Linked DNA regions of Homo sapiens: region 2 is linked to region 1. The links are chromatin contacts, found by Hi-C in ENCODE. All regions are on one chromosome and are shown on one strand. Each heading gives the region's core, a stretch centred on a gene start or an enhancer-like site at or near the end of the contact. The rest is flanking DNA. Distances are from core to core; before and after follow the strand shown. Region 1 has its middle 47 kb from the start of JAK2. Region 2 overlaps INCR1 (interferon stimulated noncoding RNA 1).

Region 1 (5,258 bases), core at 2,565-5,064:
GGAGCCTGGAGAAGGACAGAGAGCATGTGGAGAAGCCAATGGATGAATCAAGTCTGAATATGTGCTCTGTGCTTCCAGCACCATTAAGCATTTCACATAATCACCTCATTTGAACCTCATGACTGTCCTACGAGGAATGCACCATTATTGTTCCCTTTTACAGATGTGGTAAAGGATTAGTGATCTTGAATAATTTGTTCAAGGTCACAGAATCCCAATACACTCACCCCCCATCACTGTATAATACTTCCTGCTGACATCTTTAATTATCCTTATTTATTTATTTTTTTAAATTCATGGTGTTTTAACAGTTTCGTTTTTCTTGTCATGTTGCCAACTATTAAAACTTTGCCCAGACCTAGTTTAGCAGCCAGTAAACAAAATATGCTCACTCGGTGTTTGTTAATTTTTGTTTTTGTTTTTATTGTTTAATGTTTGTTAGTTTTTGTTTGATTTCTGACTTGGGAGAGCAGCAGCAGCAGGAAGTCCAGATTTAGGAGTTGGGTCATTCAGTTGTTTCCTTACAGAAAAGCGGCTAGAGGAAGGCACCCAGCTCAGAATATACCTGGCACAAGGAAAGGCTCATTAAGCCAAGGTTCGAAGAAACCCCAAAAAAGCAATTTTACAGAATCTTAGACTCGGAAGGGACTTTAGACATCACCTACAACCTCTACCCTATGTGTGATTCCTCTCCACAATTCAGTCCCTGTTCTTGTCCCTAGGGTTACCTCTTCTAAATAAACATCAAGAGAGTGTCTGGCCAAGAGATTCGTGGAGGGGTCCACAATTCCCTCGCATGATTCTTTTTGTGACCTAAGAATTCCATTTCACTTCTGAACTTTGATATGCCTTGGTTTTCCCACTCATAACATGGAGGTAGGTAATGTAAAATATATCAGTCTCCATTATCTCCTTAAACAGTTATAGTGCTTCCTGAAGAAAGTGCCAAGCTGTGCTGTTAGAAAGAGTAGGAGCAAACTAGGAAGCTGGCACCAATTGTACAGTTAGGTTTCTGACATGTAAAAATCAGGAGAAGGGAAATGTGGGTTGGAAGCTTTAATTGTGAGCGGAGAATGAAAGCTGATTCAGTTAGTGTGTAATGTAATTTGGAAAGTGGAAATAATGAAAGGGAAACAGTTTTTATTTCTGGGAAATGAAACAGAAAGAAATACAAGTAACGAGAACAACAGCAACAGCAACGACAAAGCCAAGCCCATTACCCACAAAAGCTACAATTTTTTCTTGTATTTGGGTCTTTGAATTGCTACTCTCCCCAGAAAAAAAATAGTTTTTAATTGAGTTTGCAGTTCCCTTTGAATTTCATAAGTGATTTACACTATTAAGTTTACTTTAATTTTAATTAAATATATAATATATATTTAGTTAATATGTAATATATATTTAAACACACACATATCTTTCTTCCAACATTCACATTAGGATTTTTTAATGGTCAAAGAAGATATTTCTGAGTTCAAAACTCAGTTTTAAAGTAGAGTTTGGTAAAGTAGGGACATTTTGCTTTTTGGACATGGCTTTCTCCCTCAGCCTATTTTTGGAGCATGAGATCTTGTGGGCCTAAGTTCTGCATTCACCACATCTCTCCTGAAACCCCTGACTTCCCCTCTGCTACCATCACCCAGGGATCCCCCTTCCCACTCCTGTAACACTTTATGTCTGCTGCTCTACAGTACTTACCACACATCTCCCTCCCACCTGTATCAGATGGTCCTATGGGTAGAAAAATGTCTTATATCTTAGTAGTCCAATGTACCTGGGATGTAGTAAATGTCAGAGTCCGAAACTGTCTTATTTTCCAGATTTGGGCTTTGTAATAAAGGCCTTTTGAAGATAATGCCTAGGTCTTTGATATGTAATTTTAGGTAAAAAGAAAACTGAAGGAATGACTCTAATGGTAGAGGTTTCCGGCTGGAAAAGAGGATAGTGTTATTAGAGTCTGTGGGTAATTTGGGGGACAGAATGGTCTTCCTGGTAGTCCTTGAATCATACAAAGTCAATGATAGTTAGCTTGGTGTACCTGCTTGTTAAGATGGGCCTGGACAATGCTCTGACTTGTTGGGAAATAAGTAGAGTGAACAACAGTGTCTGTTTGTCTGGGACTGTCCCCATGTTAGCATGGAAAGTTCCATATCTTGGGAAACCCCCAGTCCTGGGCAAACCAGAGCACTGGTCACCCCATACAATCCAAATATACAGTGGAGTATGGCCTCTTAACTGTCACATTAACGTGCTGATAACTTGGACTCTAGTACTTGTAGGGAAAAGATAAATCTTCAAATAAGTAAACAACTAGCCCAGTTTGGGAGGATGTCAGTTCTGCTTTCTCATTAAGATAAGGCAATCTTAAAATCATTAGAGAACTCACAAATGTGGCTATAAAAATAACAACAGTTACATAATTAGATTTCCTTGGCTGAAACCACTAATAAGACATTGCCAAATTTTAGCTTATTGTTGAAGATAAATCTCTCTCACCCATTCTCTCTCTCTCTTACACACACACGTGCACACACACACACACAATTTTTATTTTTCTGGCTTAGCATACTTTTATTTTAATTATAGGTTTTATCGTTTTTCACCATGTTAACAGAACAAAGTTGGTTTGTTGTTGAAGGATATGATTTAAATGGATAGCTATTGCTGTGGTTTACTGAAAGCACAATACTGCATTATTTTGAAAATATGTTTAATGAAGCATATTTTCATTTAAAGCATACCTGTACTTAATGGAAATTTTTGAGATCCATCATTTCTAAAGATGAAGAGAAGAGGCTGTGTAGCCACCAAATGCTTGCTGGCCCTCTAACGCCTAAAGTGCTACATTTATTTATTATAAGAATATAGAGATAATAAGACTGTTTATGAATTACAAATCAATAATGAAATAACTCTTGGGCTAAGGACAAAATCAAATGGAAATTATAAATCACATAAATATGAATGGGCACAGAAGCATTACTCTACAAAATCTGTGGGGTATGGTCAACATGTTGTTCAGAGGGAAATCTATAGCTTTCAATGTCCATATCAGAAAAGAAGAGACATGGAGAATAAATTAACCAAACTTTCAAATCAAAATTTAACTTCCTAATTCAACCATCAAACAAACAAACAAACAAACAAACAAACAAATAAAACACAAAGTAAAGAGAATGGAAAAAAATGTAATGGCAGGAAATAATGTGATAGAAAAGGATAATAGAGGCTGCTGAACTTGAGGAAATCCTCCTTTTACACAACAAGGATGTCAGCTGCCCAGACTCTGACTTGGAGACTCACCTCCCAGCCCAAGGAATATGCGTTATGAGAGTAAGAAATACATGATTACACCTCTGCATGGATGACTGCAAAGGGGACAATAATAACTAACAATAAGACCCATGTGTCAAGCATTATGCCAGGCAGCTTATATAAATTATATGGTTTAGTTGTATTTCTTCCTCATTTTCTGATAAGAATATTGAAACACAGGATGGCCTAGTAATTTCCTCAATACTGAGGGACAGTAATTAATGTAGCTGGAACTTGAACTTCAGAAGGGTTATTAAGTGGGGTTTAATTTACCACATGTTGTTAAAGATGCCATTGGCTTTAGAAACATCTTGTTTTGAAAATTCGTATCTGTTTGGGAAGATCATGATACTATCAGTCGGTCATGCTTTAGAGTGAAATGGTTCAAACAGATTGCTTTCCTTTCAACAGCTAGCTGAGGTTAGCTGTGTTAAGAGAATGGGAGTTTTGAAGTGGTTAAAGAGAAAGAAGTAATGCAGGAGTGGCACTGCTTAGAGGCTAACACCCCCATCGGAATACTGGGCAGCTGGTAAGCAAAAGTACAGAAAGGGAAGTGAGAAGATGCCAAAGATAAACTCTATTTCAAAATTCTGACTATGGTCAGCCCCACCCTCAAGAAGAGAGGGACAGGTTCTTCCTCTTTTTCTGTCCTGTACAAAGCAATCTCCTATTCCCAGGACCAGGAAGTTCAGGTCCAAGGGCCACTCTAAGGAAAATAGAGTTGGAAGGGACTTTAGGGGTCCTATCCAGTCTACTCACCACAAGGCCTCCCACACCCTCCTGCATGAATCCTCCAAACTCCTCCTGACCATCTTTGCATCTTTGTTGCTCCTTTGTTGTCTATTTGGGGCTCGAGTTAGTTGTTAGAAATTCCTTTCTATCAGCCAACAATCTTATCTCCCTTCAACTTCCCCTCATTTGTCTTATATCTGCCCCTGGAATTGCCCAGTCTGTGTGGTATTTGTTCCAATGGAATTTGATCTGTCATATACTGTTGCTTTTGGCTGATTTGCTAAATTGACTGGATCTCTCTCTAAACTCAATGATTTGGATCAAGGTAAATGCTGGTAAAATGTGCCAGCAATTTCTTTTTCAGAAAGATCTTGCTATTGCTCTGTTACTTTTGTTTGTTTGTTTTTTTTTAAAGAATGTTCCCAATAGATTCATTTTGAGGGAATAGATTCACCTATGAATCCATGGAGTGACCCACACAAAACACCTACATAAAAAAGAAACAAAAAGAGTATGTTTTCTTACTGACAAACACTACTTGAAAGCTCTTCAAGTCCTTCGTGGTATAATAAAGTAAATAGATATTGAGAAGAAGAGATCATCTAGTTAACAAACATGGAAAAATGTTCCACCTCACTTTTAATTTTAAAAGTGATAAGATACCCCTTCCATTCATTTGGCTACAAAGCATAGCAACATTTATAATAATATTTAATGTTTGTTAGTACTATAGTACATTACCAGTAGAATTAGAAACGTCTTTTAGAAATTGATTTAGCTATATGTATTGAGATCTTTTAGTTTTATTTATTTAGTAATTTTTAGAGGCAGGGTCTTGCTATGTCGCCCAAGCTGTTCTTGAACTCCTGAGCTCAAGGGATCCTTTTGCTTCAGTCTCCCAAGTAAGTAGAATGACAGGTGCAAGCCACTGCACCTGGCTATCAGGAGATTTTAAAATATTCTCATCCTTTCACCTAGTAGAATCTCCTGGGTATTTGTACTAAGGAAATAATCCAGAGATTAAAAAAATATGCCTACGGTTTGCACTTCTCACAGGAAAATTATTCATAATAGTGAAAAATTAGTCACAGCCTAAAATCTAACAACAGGAAATAGTTTAACTAGATTATGGTGCATCCACTCAATGGAAGATTATACAGCCATTTCAAATAACGATTATGAAAAAAACATTATATGTAATCTATATTGTC
Region 2 (5,212 bases), core at 2,347-4,846, 640 kb after region 1:
CCTGATAATGTATTTACAGCCTGTCATGGGATATGTCTGTTTTAAAGTGCTGGGCAGGGTTTGGACTACATGTTCCTCCTTGTGCTGGGTTTGAAACATTAGATTGCCAATGTCTCATTGCTGGTATCCAAAATGAGGTTTAATTAAGTTTGCCATTATAGCTAATCTCCATACCATGCACCAGACATTGCTCTAATAGCTTCACATGTATGATCTCATTTAAACTTCATAACTTAGTGTATTGTCTTGTCTATTTTACACGTGTATTAGTCCGTTCTTGCATTGCTATAAAGAACTACCTAAGACTGGGTAATTTATAAAGAAAAGAGATTTTATTGACTCACAGTTCCACAGGCTATACAGGAAGCAAGGCTGGGGAAGCCTCAGGAAACTTACAATCATGGCAGAAGGTGCAGGAGAAGCAGGCAGGTCTTACATGGCCTGAGAAAGGAAGAGGGAGAGCAGGGGGAGGTGCTACACACTTTTAAACAACCAGATCTCATAAGAACTCACTCATTATCATGAGAACAGAAAAGGGAAATTCCACTCCCATGATCCAATCACCTCCCACCAGGCCCCTCCTCCAACACTGGGCATCACAATTCGACATGAGATTTGGGCGGGGACACAAATCCAAACCGTATCAACATGTAAGCAAACTAAGGCCCAGTGAAGTTAGATAAATTGCTCACATCACACAGCTAGTAAGTGGCAAAGCTAGATCTTAAGATTTTGCAAGCCAGACATGACATCAGGCCAAATATCCTACACCTGTACCAGTCAAGCCTTCATTATATAGTATTTTATAATTACATATGTGTTCAGTTTTCTCCAACAGCCTTTGAGGTATTAGGAGGAGGACCTGGTATTTTATTCATTTTTATAGTCCCAGAACCCAGTACAAGGATTCGCACATAGAAGATACTTAACAATTATCATGGAATTGAATTGAAAGCAGTGTGCATGGAGTCGAGGCAAGAGAGGCCAATATGGAAAAATATTTAGTGAATCTCCAGCATGTCCAATGGAGAAGGGTCTCTGTCCATCCAGCCCACATGTTCCTACCACCTGTCAGATCTATTCCTCCTATGTGAGTGCATCAGTCATGTAGCTTGTTGACACTAGTCATTAAAATCATTCTAGCCACCACCACCATCCTTCACCCCATCTATGGTCTATGCTTACTGAGAAACCTGAGTATAATTTGACTTCTTATATAGGGTTTTCTATAGGAATAGACTTTTTAAAGCAACTTCTGATATGCATGTCAATGGCATTTCTTATAATAGAAAAGTCCCTTAGGAGTTTGGTTAGTATGATCCAGTTTTTTAGTCTAATTCTGAGTTTACTCACAGAATCAATTTTCTAGACCTTTGAGATAAGACCTGGTGGTGTCAACAAGAACACCATTTGACCCAGCAGAAATACCATTTGACTCAGCAACCCCATTACTGGGTATATACCCAAAGGAATACAAATCCTTCTATTATAAAGATACATGCACACGTATGTTCACTGCAGTACTATTCACAATAGTAAAGACATAAAATCAACCTAAATGCCCATCAGTGATAGACTGGATAAAGAAAATGTAGTGTATATATACCATGGAATACTATGCAGCCATAAAAAGGAACAAGATCATGTCCTTTGCAGAGACATGGATGGAGTTGAAAGCCATTCTCCTCAGCAAACTAACACAGGAACAGAAAACCAAACACTGCATGTTCTCACTTACAAGTGGGAACTGAATGATGGAACACATGAGCACATGGGGGGAACAAAACACACTGGGGCCTGTCAGAAGCGGGGGTAGGAGGAGGGAGACCATCAGGAAAAATAGCCAATGGACGCTGGGCATTAGGTAATGGGATGATCTGTGCAGCAAACCACTATGGCACACGTTTACCTATGTAACAAACCTGCACATCCTGCACATGTACCCCTGAACTTAAAATAAAAGTTAAAAAAAATTTAGAATGGGAAAAAAGGACAGAAGGAAGTATGCTAAAATATGAATAAGATTTTGTTAAAGTGTTGGGGTTGTATGTAATTTCCTTCTTTTCTCTGTTTTACAAGATGTTTTGTAACGTAGTATAGTAACTTTCATAAAATGTTATTTTAAGTAGTTTTCCTCTGTGACATGGAAATGAGATCTCTGTAGAGCTTACTGAAGAAACATCATGGTGTTCAGAAACAGCAATGGTACTCCTGGCAATATGTGTTATTAGGAATATGAATATCTGTCAATTGTTTACAAAATTTTGGGGGATCCCTCTAAGGAGTTTTTTTCTTAAAGTTGAGAAAAAAAACCCTAAAAGCTCATTTTCTTTCCTTTCTTCCTCTCCTTTGTTTTCTCAACTATAAAATTAGAATGGCAATAACAGTGGCTATCTTTGTCAATGTCATGAGATTATGGGTAATTTTTTTCTTTATATTCTTCTTGTATTTGAAAAGCTTAAAAAATAAACATTTTAAATTCAAAAAAAATCTTTAAGCAATTCTTTAAAAATATTTTGAAATTTTAGAATTTCAGCATCTGCTTATTATAAATCAAAAGGTCACATAAATGGCAGATATAATGTTTCTGGGGCAGAATTTTTAGATGCACAACTTGTGTTTTTTCCCTATGTCAAGTACAAACTTTCACCTGTGTTTTTATGAGAATCTAAAGAGAAACTACAAGAAAAGTGTACTAAGTTAAAGTTTGAAAAGGCACTGGGTTTGCCAGCATCCTGCCTGCCTAATCAAACATCATGCAGCTCCAGCACAGAATGCATGACTGAGCTGCGTCAGAACATGTGAGGTTCATGTGATTGGAGGAGCTGCCAGCATCTTTCCACTAGTGCTCTGGGGAGTTGTCTTCAAGAACTAACGTCCTGAAGGCAGAAAACTCAAGGGTGGGGAATGAAAGGGGTCTTTCCAAAATATAAAAACTTTTCTGAGTGTTCTCAAAATGAAGACAAAGAAAGAACAGCTTCTGTGTGTGAGTATGTTATAGTGGAATGTGACATTTGAAAGCTGTTAGGGAAAATGCCAGTCTGGCAGGCTACAGCTGTATCCCCTGAGAAGCACAATGGAAAGTTTAAGTCCAGGTTGACCAGAGCCTCTACTTTCTTACACTCATCAATGAGACAGGGTGATTCACTGGACTACCCTGACACAGTCCCCTCCCTTTCAAGGCTGTGTGGCATAAAGGCAGCTCATCTAGTCCCCAGGGTGTTTCAGACTCTGTCTTAGGACTCTGAAACCCCCAGTCAGCACTGTGTACTTGTGAGAAATACAAAGTATGTATTAGATATGCTCTACCTTGAGTTTGAGGAATGTATAGTGAGCTGGAGAAATACACCACAAAAACCAAAGCTACATGCAATCAAGTGACTGATAAGTGGGACCAGACCATAAGACCCAAAGGAATTCAGGGTGGGTGGGAGCTCCCCATGGACAGGAGTAGCCCAAGAGAGCAGGGAGGGAAAGAAAAATGCAATTTGGGAGGCCGAGGCTGGCAGATCACTTGAGGTCAGGAGTTAGAGACCAGCCTGGCCAACATGGTGAAACCCCGTCTCTACTAAAAATACAAAAATTAGCCGGGCGTGGTGATGAGTGCCCACCAGTTACTTGGGAGGCTGACGCAGGGGAATTGCTTGAGCCTGGGAGGAGGAACTTCCAGTGAGCTGAGATCACGCCACTGCACTCCAGCCTGGGCGACAGAGCAAGACTCCATCTCAAAAAAAAATTTTTTTAAGTTTACAAAGCATTTTCAAATGTCTTGTTATACTAGTTGAGCCTCACTACCACCTGGTAAAGGGAGTAGAACAAATATTCACATTTTATGGATGAGGAAACTTGGGCTTATAGAAGTTAAGTAACTTGCCTAATTTATCCCATTTCTTTTTCAGTAAAGTTACCAGTTTGGGCTGGGCATGGTGGCTTACACTTGTAATCCTAGCACTTTGGGAGGCTGAGGCAGGCAGATGGCTTGAGCTCAGGAGTTCAAGACCAGCCTGGGCAACATGGCAAAACCCTATCTCTACAAAAAATACAAAAATTACCCAGGTGTGATGGTGCACGCCTGCAGTCCCAGCTACTGGGGAGGCTGAGGTGGGAGGATCGACTGAGCCCAGGAGGTTGAGGCTGCAGTAAGTTGTGAATACACCACCACACTCTAGCCTAGGAAACAGAATGAGACCCTGTCTCAAAAAGAAAAAAAAAAAGTTACCAGTTTGGTAGCTTAGGGAGTTACAAGTTTGGTAGCTCATGGAGTTGCCATAGACATAGAATATATTGATTTTTAATCACAGCACACAACAAGATGTACATTTATATCCTTGTGAGTAAGTGAATATGGTTGAGAGAAGAGGTTAGGTTGACAAAGCAACTACTAAAAAATTGTCTTTTTCCCTCTGTCTTATGGGTAACTTGGATGAAAACATAGAAGATGAGCTTATAATATATGATGATTAATAAAGTAGGGAGAGAGAGTCAGTTGGATAGAAGAGTTTCTATTTCAAAATCCCAGGTTGCCACAGTGGCTCACACCTGTAATCTCAGCATTTTAGGAGGCCGAGGCGGGCAGATCACTTGAGGTCAGGAGTTCAATACCAGCCTGGGCAACATAGCAAAACTCCATCTCTACAAAAAATACAAAGATTAGCCAGGTGTGGTAGTGTGTGCCTGTGATCCCTGCTAATTGGGAGGCTGAGGTGGGAGGATCGCTTGAGCCCGGGAGGTTGAGGCTGCAGTGAGCCAAGATTGTACCACTGCACTCCAGCCTGTACAACAGCATGACGCCCTGCCTCAAAAAATAAAAATAAAAAATAAAAAAATTAAGTCCCAGGTTGAATCACGAGGTCAAAACCAAAGAGGTAGAATGAAAGGTCCTGCTTTTGATCCACACACCTAAGATGGAAGAGCAGTTTATTAGCAGTTAATATGAAAAAGTTCTGGGGATTTAATAGAAAAGAATTTAAACAGTATCATACTCATAAACTACAAATGTGCCCTAAGTACAAATGCAGGTTGAATTGAAATCCAATTGCTTAAAAACTAAGGAGGTTGGGCATGGTGGTTCATGCCTATAATCCCAGCCCATTAAGAGGCCAAGGCAGGTGGATCACTTGAGCCCAGGAGTTTGAGACCAGCCTGGGCAACATGGCGAAACTGCGTCTCTATAAAAAATACAAAAATTAGCTGGGCGTGATGGCGCACACTT

The links. A loop is a pair of places that touch in the nucleus more often than their neighbours do. Pooled maps may share reads with other maps.
Region 2: a loop to region 1 is called in a pooled map, with 2.8 times the contacts of the local background. The contact joins two enhancer-like sites. A Hi-C loop is called at or near these places in 1 of 168 maps with a recorded cell type or tissue (GM12878), 19 of 37 single-sample maps with no recorded cell type and 12 of 50 pooled maps.

Annotation. Positions count from the first base shown.
Region 1 is chr9:4,935,402-4,940,659 of GRCh38, forward strand. No RefSeq gene overlaps it. Among named protein-coding and RNA genes, the nearest start is that of JAK2, 47 kb to the right of the region's middle. Within about 2 kb of position 3,815, at least 4 of the 41 ENCODE cell types and tissues checked have a DNase peak (open chromatin) inside an H3K27ac peak, as active enhancers do.
Region 2 is chr9:5,580,260-5,585,471 of GRCh38, forward strand. The region is part of intron 1 of INCR1 (interferon stimulated noncoding RNA 1); the gene reads right to left. Among named protein-coding and RNA genes, the nearest start is that of RIC1, 46 kb to the right of the region's middle. Within about 2 kb of position 3,597, at least 8 of the 41 ENCODE cell types and tissues checked have a DNase peak (open chromatin) inside an H3K27ac peak, as active enhancers do.